Regions from separate parts of the Homo sapiens genome. Here region 2 is linked to region 1. The links are chromatin contacts, found by Hi-C or POLR2A ChIA-PET in ENCODE. All regions are on one chromosome and are shown on one strand. The core of a region is the stretch at or near the end of the contact, and the rest is flanking DNA. Distances in the headings are between cores, read along the strand shown. Region 1 overlaps INSR (insulin receptor). Region 2 overlaps INSR (insulin receptor).

Evidence for each region. A loop is a pair of places that touch in the nucleus more often than their neighbours do. ChIA-PET counts read pairs that join two places held with the same protein, here RNA polymerase II (POLR2A). Pooled maps may share reads with other maps.
Region 2: a map of endothelial cell of hepatic sinusoid shows a loop between it and region 1 (5-fold over the local background). The contact joins two enhancer-like sites. A Hi-C loop is called at or near these places in 1 of 168 maps with a recorded cell type or tissue (endothelial cell of hepatic sinusoid) and 2 of 50 pooled maps. POLR2A ChIA-PET finds 5 or more read pairs at or near these places in 5 of 52 experiments (HCT116, WTC11, activated CD4-positive, alpha-beta T cell and 2 more).

Annotation. Positions count from the first base shown.
Region 1 is chr19:7,270,075-7,274,096 of GRCh38, forward strand. The region is part of intron 1 of INSR (insulin receptor); the gene reads right to left. Among named protein-coding and RNA genes, the nearest start is that of INSR, 22 kb to the right of the region's middle. Within about 2 kb of position 2,162, at least 4 of the 41 ENCODE cell types and tissues checked have a DNase peak (open chromatin) inside an H3K27ac peak, as active enhancers do.
Region 2 is chr19:7,147,480-7,151,501 of GRCh38, forward strand. INSR (insulin receptor) reads right to left here. Exons shown (of 22, transcript NM_000208.4): 11 at 3,018-3,053. Among named protein-coding and RNA genes, the nearest start is that of ZNF557, 80 kb to the left of the region's middle. Within about 2 kb of position 1,777, at least 2 of the 41 ENCODE cell types and tissues checked have a DNase peak (open chromatin) inside an H3K27ac peak, as active enhancers do.

The DNA.
Region 1 (4,022 bases), core at 912-3,411:
GCTTCAGCCTCCCAAGAAGTGTCCAACACCACGCCCAGCTAATTTTTGTATTTTTAGTAGAGACGGGATTTCACCATGTTGACCAGGATGATCCTGATCTCCTGACCTCGTGATCCACCCGCCTCAGCCTCCCAAATTGCTGGGATTACGGGCATAAACCACCATGCCTGGCTGGCATCCTAATCTTAGATTTGGCCATAGCCCTGGGCTTCTCAACCCTGAGTCCCACACTATATTTCATTTCTCTCTCTCTCTCTCTCTCTCTCACACACACACACACACACACACACACACACACACACACACTGCAGGTAGAAAGAACACTTGGCCGCCATCCTCCCCAGGCTATGGCAGAACCAAAATCAGACATGAATATGCATTCAAAGGTTAACTAGGGCTGGGCACAGTGGCTCATGCCTGTAATCCCAGCAGTTTGGGAGGCCACAGTGAGAGGATCGATTGAAGCCAGGAGTTTAAAGTCAGCCTGGGCAACATAGCAAGACCCCAACTCTAAAAAATAATAATAATAATTAAATATCCAGGCATGGTGGCATGTGGTTGTAATTCCAGCTACTTGGGAGGCTGAGACAGGAGGATCACTTGGGTCCAGGAATAGGAGGTTACAGTGAGCTGTGATCACACCACTGCACTCCAGCTTGGGCAACAGAGTGAGACCTCGTCTCGATTAAAAAAACACAACGGCTGGGCGTGGTGGCCAGCTCATGGCTGTAATCCCAGCACTTTGGGAGGCCAAGATGGGCTGATCACGAGGTCAGGAGATCAAAACCATCCTGGTTAACACGGTGAAACTCCGTCTCTACTAAAAAATACAAAAAAATTAGCCAGGCGTGGTGGCGGGCACCCGTAGTGGCAACTATTTGGGAGGCCGAGGCAGGAGAATGGCATGAACCCGGGAGGCGGAGCTTGCAGTGAGCCGAGATCACACCACTGCACTCCAGCCTGGGCGATGGAGCAAGACTCTGTCTCAAAAAAAAAACAGAAAAAAAGGAAAGATTAACTGGCTGTTGGACATTAGAGAAATACAAATTCAAACCACAGTGAGATACCACTTTATCCCCACTAGGATAGCTAAAACCAAAAAGAGTGACAATTACAAGTGCAAAGAATGTAAAGAAATGGGCCGGGCACCGTGGCTCACACTTGTAATCCCAGTTCTTTGGGAAGCCAAGATAGGCAGATCACCTGAGGTCAGGAGTTCAAGACCAGCCTGGCCAACACGGAGAAACCCCGTCTCTACTAAAAATACAAAAAACAACTAGCTGGGCGTGGTGGCAGGCGCATGTAGTTCCAGACACTTGGGAGTCTGAGGCAGGAGAATCACTTGAACCTGGGAGGTGGAGGTTGCAGTGAGCCAAGATCACTGCACTCCAGCCTGGGCGACAGAGCGAGACTCCATCTCAAAGAAAAAATAAAATGTAGAGAAACTGGTATCCTTTTGCATTCCTGATGGGGATGTAAAACAGTGCAGCCACTGTGGAAAACACTCTGGTAGTTCCTCAAAATATTAAACCAAGAATTGCCATATGACCTGGCAATTCCACTCCTAGGTAACTACCTAAGAGAAATGATACTATACGTCCACACAAAGACGTGTACACAAATGTCTATAGCAGCATTATTCATAATAGCTGAGGCTGAGTGCAGTGGCTCACGCCTGTAATCCCAGCACTTTGGGAGGTAGAGACGGAAGGATTGCTTAAACCCAAGAGTTCAAGACCAACCTGGGCAACATAGCGAGTCTCCATCTCTATAAAAATTTAAAACATTAGCTAGGAATGCTGGTGTGTGTCTCTGGTCCCAGCTACACGGGAGACTGAGGCAGGAGGATCGCTTGAGCCTAGGAGGTCAGGACTGCAGTGATCTGTGTTTGTACCCCTGCACTCCAGCCTGGGCAACAGAGCAATATCTTGTCTCAAAAGTAAATACAGGCTGGCCGCAGTGGCTCACGCCTGTAATCCCAGCACTGCGGGAGGCCGAGGTGGGCGGATCACGAGGTCAGGAGATTGAGACCATCCTGGCCAACATGGTGAAACCCCATCTCTACTAAACATACAAAAAAAATTAGCTGGGCATGGTGGCGAGTGCCTGTAGTCCCAGCTACTTGGGAAGCTAAGGCAGAAGAGTCACTTGAACCAGAGAGTTGGAGGTTTCAGTGAGCCAAGATTGCACCACTGCACTCCAGCCTGATGAAAGAGTGAGACTCCGTCTCTAAATAAATAAATAAATAAATGTAAATAAAAGGCCAGCCACAGTGGCTCACTCCTTTAATCCCAGCGCTTTGGGAGGCTGAGGCAGGTGGATCACCTGAGGTCGGGAGTTGGAGACCAGCTTGGCCAACGTGGTGAAAACCTGTCTCTACTAAAAATACAAAAATTAGCTGGGCGGGGTGGCGCATGCCTGTAATCCCAGCTGCTACGGAGGCTGAGGCAGGAGAATGGCTTGAACCTAGGAGGCGGACGTTGCAGTGAGCTGAGATCGTGCCTTTGCACTCCAGCCTGGGTGACAGAGCAAAACTCCATCTCAAAAAACAAAAAACAAAACCAAAAAAACCCCACGAAACAAAAACAAAAACAAACAAACAAACAAAAACAAAACAAAATTATGCCTCCAGTATAGCTGGAACCACAGACATGCACCACCATGCCCAGCTAATTTAAATTTGTTTTGTAGAGATAGTGGTCTCTCTATGTTGCCCAGGATGCTCTCAAACTCCTGAACTCAAGCAATCCTCCAGTCTTGGCCTCCCAAAGTGCTGGGATTACAGGTATGAACCTTCTCCATAAAAGAAGTCAAACAGAGAAGGCCACATGTTGTCTGACTCCATTCATACAAAAAAATCCGAAAGAGGCAAATCCATAGAGACAGAAAATAGATTCGTGGCTGCCAAGAGCTAGGGAAATGGGGGATGGAAAGTAGTAGCTAGAGGGTACAGGGTTTCTTTGAAGATGATGCAAATATTCTAAAACTGACTGTGGTCACAGTTGCACAACTGTAAATGTCCTCAAAACCACCTAACTGCACACTTAAAATGGGTGAATTGTATGTCATGTGAATTCTGTCTCACTAAAGTTGTTATGAGTAAAGATTAAACAGCTATAATTGTAGGGAACAATCAAGAATTGCTTTTCTTTTTAAATATCCTATGAATCTAACTCTTAATTCATTAAAGCCGTATGTGTCCCTATTAGTGAAAGACAATAGAGCAGTTTACCACTGGGACAGAAAATACCCAGAGGATGTTAGAAATGAAGGCAGAAATAGACACGAGGACTTCTGCTGGCTTTTAACATCTCTGAGTGGGCGTGAAGGATGCTTCAAGTTCTTCATAATGGGTACCTGGTTAATGGCCACTCTTTGTACAGGTAGAAAAAGGCAATGAGGAAGAGGGTGCTAAGTGACAGCTAATATTTTCTTTTTTCTTTTTTTTTTTTTCTTTAATTGAGACTTGAGTCTTACTCTGTTGCCCAGGCTGGAGTGCAGTGGCATGATCTTGGCTTGCTGCAAACTCCACTTCTGGGGTTCAAGCAATTCTCCTGCCTCAGCCTCCCGAGTAGCTGGGATTACAGGCGTGTGCCACCACACCTGGCTAATTTTGTATTTTTAGTAGAGATGGGATTTCATCATGTTGGCCAGGCTGGTCTCGAACTCTGACCTCAGGTGATCCGCCCACCTCGGCCTCCCAAAGTGCTGGGATTACAGGCGTGAGCCACCGTGCCTGACCACCATCTCCGTACTAAAATATGCCGAATGGGCCAGGTACCATGGCTCACACCTGTAATCCCAGCTACTCAGGAGGCTGAGGCAGGAGAATCGCTTGAACCCAGGAGATGGAAGTTGCAGTGAACTGAGATCATCCCGTCGCACTCCAGCCTAAGTAACAAAGCAAGACTCCATCTCAAAATAAATAAATAAATAAATAATTCCCACATATAATCAATCCTAAAAAAAAAATGATTAATGAGATAGTCCACAGCAGTGGTCCCCAACCTTTTTGGCACCAG
Region 2 (4,022 bases), core at 527-3,026, 120 kb before region 1:
GTGTTTAACTTTTAACCACCAAGAAGTGAAGTTTTCTGTTTAATCTTTTGAAATTAACTTTTAGTTTCTATTGCAGCGTCATCAGAAAATGTGTGGTCAGAAAACAAATCCTACTTTGGGGGCATTTCTTAAGATTCTCTTTATGGTCTTTTTGTATTAAAAGACTAACAACATTGTAGAATGGAAAAGAAAACAGCTCCACCACTTATCAAGCCAAAGATATGTCCGTATTAGCAAGATTCAGATAATTTCTATACAGGCACAAATGGGTCTCGTGAAAATAACCAAGACGTTGGTGCTTCATGAGTAACTACTGAGAAATTGGTATCTCAACAACCAGAGATGTAAAATGGGCTCATCAAACAGGCCAAATGAGTTTATATACCAAAAAGATTATAACCAAAAAGACCATGAAGTGGCAAAAGACAAAGCATCAACTGATTTTTTTTTTTGAGACAGAGTCTTGCTCTGTTGCCCAGGCTGGAGTGCAGTGGTGTGATCTTGGCTCACTGTAACTTCCAATTTCTGGGTTCAAGCGATTCTCCTGCCTCAGCCTCCCAAGTAGCTGGGATTACAGGCGTGCATCATCATGCCCGGCTAATTTTTGTATTTTTAGTAGAGACGGGGTTTCGCCATGTTGCCCAGGCTGGTTTCAAACTCTTGACCTCAGGTGATCTGCCTGCCTGGGCCTCCCAAAGTGCTGGGATTACAGGCATCAGGCATGAGCCACAGCACCTGGCCTAGGCAGCATTTTATTATCCAGCAATCCCACACTAACCTGGTCATCTCAACCAAGGGTCCTTCTGACCCCATCACCCAGGGGGATATTTAGCAATGTCTGAAGATATTTTTGGTTATTACTACTTTAGGGGGAAGACACACTACTGGCATCAGATGAGTGGAAGCCAGGGATGCTTCTCAGTGTTGTTGGACAGTGCCCTAGAATAATCTGACCCCAAATATTATTTATTATTATTATTAGTATTATGTATTTATTCTTTTTTTTTTTTTTTTTTGAGACAGAGTCTCGCTCTGTCACCCAGGCTGGAATGCAGTGGCGAGATCTCGGCTCACCGCAACCTCCGCCTCCAGAAATCAAGTGATTCTCCTGCCTCGGCCTCCCAAGTAGCTGGGACTACAGGCGTGTGTCACCATGCCCGGCTAATTTTTATATTTCTTGTAGTAACGGGGTTTCACCATCTTGGTCAGGCTGGTCTCGAACTCCTGGCCTCAAGTGATTGCCCCGCCTGGGCCTCTCAAAGTGTTGGGATTACAGGCGTGAGCTACCAAGTCCAGCTGTGGCCCCAAATATTATTTTATTTTTATTTTTTTTGAGACGGAGTCTCGCTCTGTGGCCCAGGCTGGAGTGCAGTGGCACGATCTTGGCTCACTGCAAGCTCCGCGTCCCAGGTTCACGCCATTCTCCTGCCTCAGCCTCCCGAGTAGCTGGGACTACAGGCGTGTGTCACCACGCCCGGCTAATTTTTATGTTTCTTGTAGTAACGGGGTTTCACCATCTTGGTCAGGCTGGTCTCGAACTCCTGGCCTCAAGTGATTGCCCCGCCTGGGGTAGCTGCGTCACCACGCCCAGCTAATTTCTTGTATTTTTAGTAGTGACGGGGTTTCACCGTGTTAGCCAGGATGGTCTCGATCTTCTGATCTCATGATCCGCCCGCCTCGGCCTCCCAAAGTGCTGGGATTACAGGCGTGAGCCACCCGAATATTATTAATAGCAGGACTGAGATTGAGATCTGCTTTGGACCAAGCCCGTACATTTTTAGACCCTTCTTGGCTACAGTTAGTATTGCAAATGGCCACTAGAGGGCAGATCAGGCCACACAGGTGCCTGGGAAAAAATAAATAAATAAACACTCTGCTAAAGGAAGAAAATCTCTCCAAGTGGTCCCAACTTGCCTCTTTAGTCTCACCTCCTGTTCCTCCCAAAAGCCACGACAGGTAAACATCTCCTTGCCTTTCTCCCAAGTTCTCCAAGCTTTTTCTCTCTCCCAGGACCATACTGCTTCATTCTCTTAAGACTCAAGTTGAAAAGAAACGTCCCTGGCCAGGGGCGGTGGCTCACGCCTGTAATTCCAGCACTTTGGGAGGCCGAGGCGGGCGGATCGCCTGAGGTCGGGAGATCGAGACCAGCCTGACCAACATGGAGAAACCCTGTCTCTACTAAAAGTACAAAAATTAGCCGGGCGTGGTGGCGCATGCCTGTAATCCCAGCTACTCAGGAGGCTGAGGCAGGAGAATTGCTTGAACCCGGGAGGTGGAGGTTGTGGAGAGCCGAGATCGCACCACTGCACTCTAGCCTGGGCAACAAGAGTGAAATTCCATCCAAAAAAAAAAGAAGAAGGAAAGAAGGAAGGGAGGGAGGGACGGACGGAGGGAGAGAGGGAGGGAATAAAGAAAAGAAAAGAAAGAAGGAAAGAAAGAAAGAAGGAAAAAAAGAAAGAAGGAAGGAAGGAAGGAAGGAAGGAAGGAAGGAAGGAAGGAAGGAAGGAAGAGATCCCTGACTCTCCTCCGTGGAATTCAGTGAGCGACACGGTGTTCTTTTGTTCATACCCTGTCGCCCTTTCATGAAAATATTCTGTTTCCAGATCAACCTCCATTCATGGTGTAGGAGCTGCTGGGTCGGGGCACCCAGCCGCGGGGAGCTCAGACTCCGGGGACCCCCACCCACCTCTGCAAATGCACGCGGGAGGTGCAGAGATGTTTAGTGAGCAAACAGTGGCTGCAAACAGAAGGCAGGGAGGGGGTACCCAGGAAGCACTCCCATGATTCTATGTTTTAGCAAGAGTGTGTTAGTGAAGGTTTCTCCCCACATTCATGCCCAGATTTCATTTCAGAGTGAAGGCATTGGATTTCTGAATTGGTGAAGCATCTGCTCTCCAGCACAGCTGCCCGCCGCATGCAAAAAGCCACAGAAACCCCTGGGTTCTCCGAGGCATCTGCCTGGCACGCCGCCGGCCCTGCGCGGAGCAGGCACCAGGGGTCGCACAGGTGAGTCATACCTAGGGTCCTCGGCACCAGTGCCTGAAGAGGTTTTTCTGTGGAAACAAAACCAACGCCTTTGAGGACAGAGGGAACTTCATTAGACAGACCACTGGGCTCTGACACTTGGAGGCCACATGTGTCCGAGTAAGGGCACCCTGGCTTTGACCCTGGACCACTCGCTCCCATCACTTGCTAGACGGAGTGAGCTACATCTTCCCCAGCAGGTGCAGGGGTCCAGCAAGGGAAGGGGAAGAAATCAGAGAAAATTCTCCCCAGAGACGGCCTGCTGAGGTGGCCCTGGGATGTCAAACGTGACTACATGTGGACATCACAACTGACTCAGCCACTTCTCCAAGTCTGGCAGAATTTTTCTTTTCTTTCCCTTCTTTCTTCTTTCTCTCTCTCTTTCTGGTTTCTTTCCTCTTTCTCCTTTTCTTTTCTCTTTCTCTTTTCTCTCTCCCTCTCTCTCCTTCCTTCCTTCTTTCCTCTTTTACTTTCTTTCTCTCTTTTTCCCTCTTTCCTTCCTTCATTTGCTTTCTTTCTCTTTCCTTCCTTCTTTTTTTCATTTTCTTTCTCTTTCTTTTCTTTCTTTTCCTTTTTTCCTTCCTTCCTTCCCTCCTCTCTCCCTCCCTTGCCCCCTTCCTTTCTCTGTCCTTTCTTTCTCTCTTTCCTTTCTTTCTTTCTCTTTCTTTCTTTCTTTCTTTCTTTCTTTCTTTCTTTCTTTCTTTCTTTTTCTTTCTCTCTTCCTTCCTTCCTCTTTCCCTCCCTCCCTCCATTCCTTTCTTTCTTTCTTTTTTTCCCTTCCTTCCTTTTTGAGACAGGGTCTTGCTCTGTTGCCCAGGCTGGAGTGCAATGGTGCCATCATAGCTCACAGCAGCCTCCAACTCCTGTGCTCCAGCAATTCTCCCGCCTCAGCCTCCGGAGTAGCTGGGACTACAAGGCATGCACCAACATGTCTGGCTATTTTTTTTTTTTTTTTCCTTTTTTAGTAGAGATAGGGTCTCACTCTGTTGCTCAGGCTG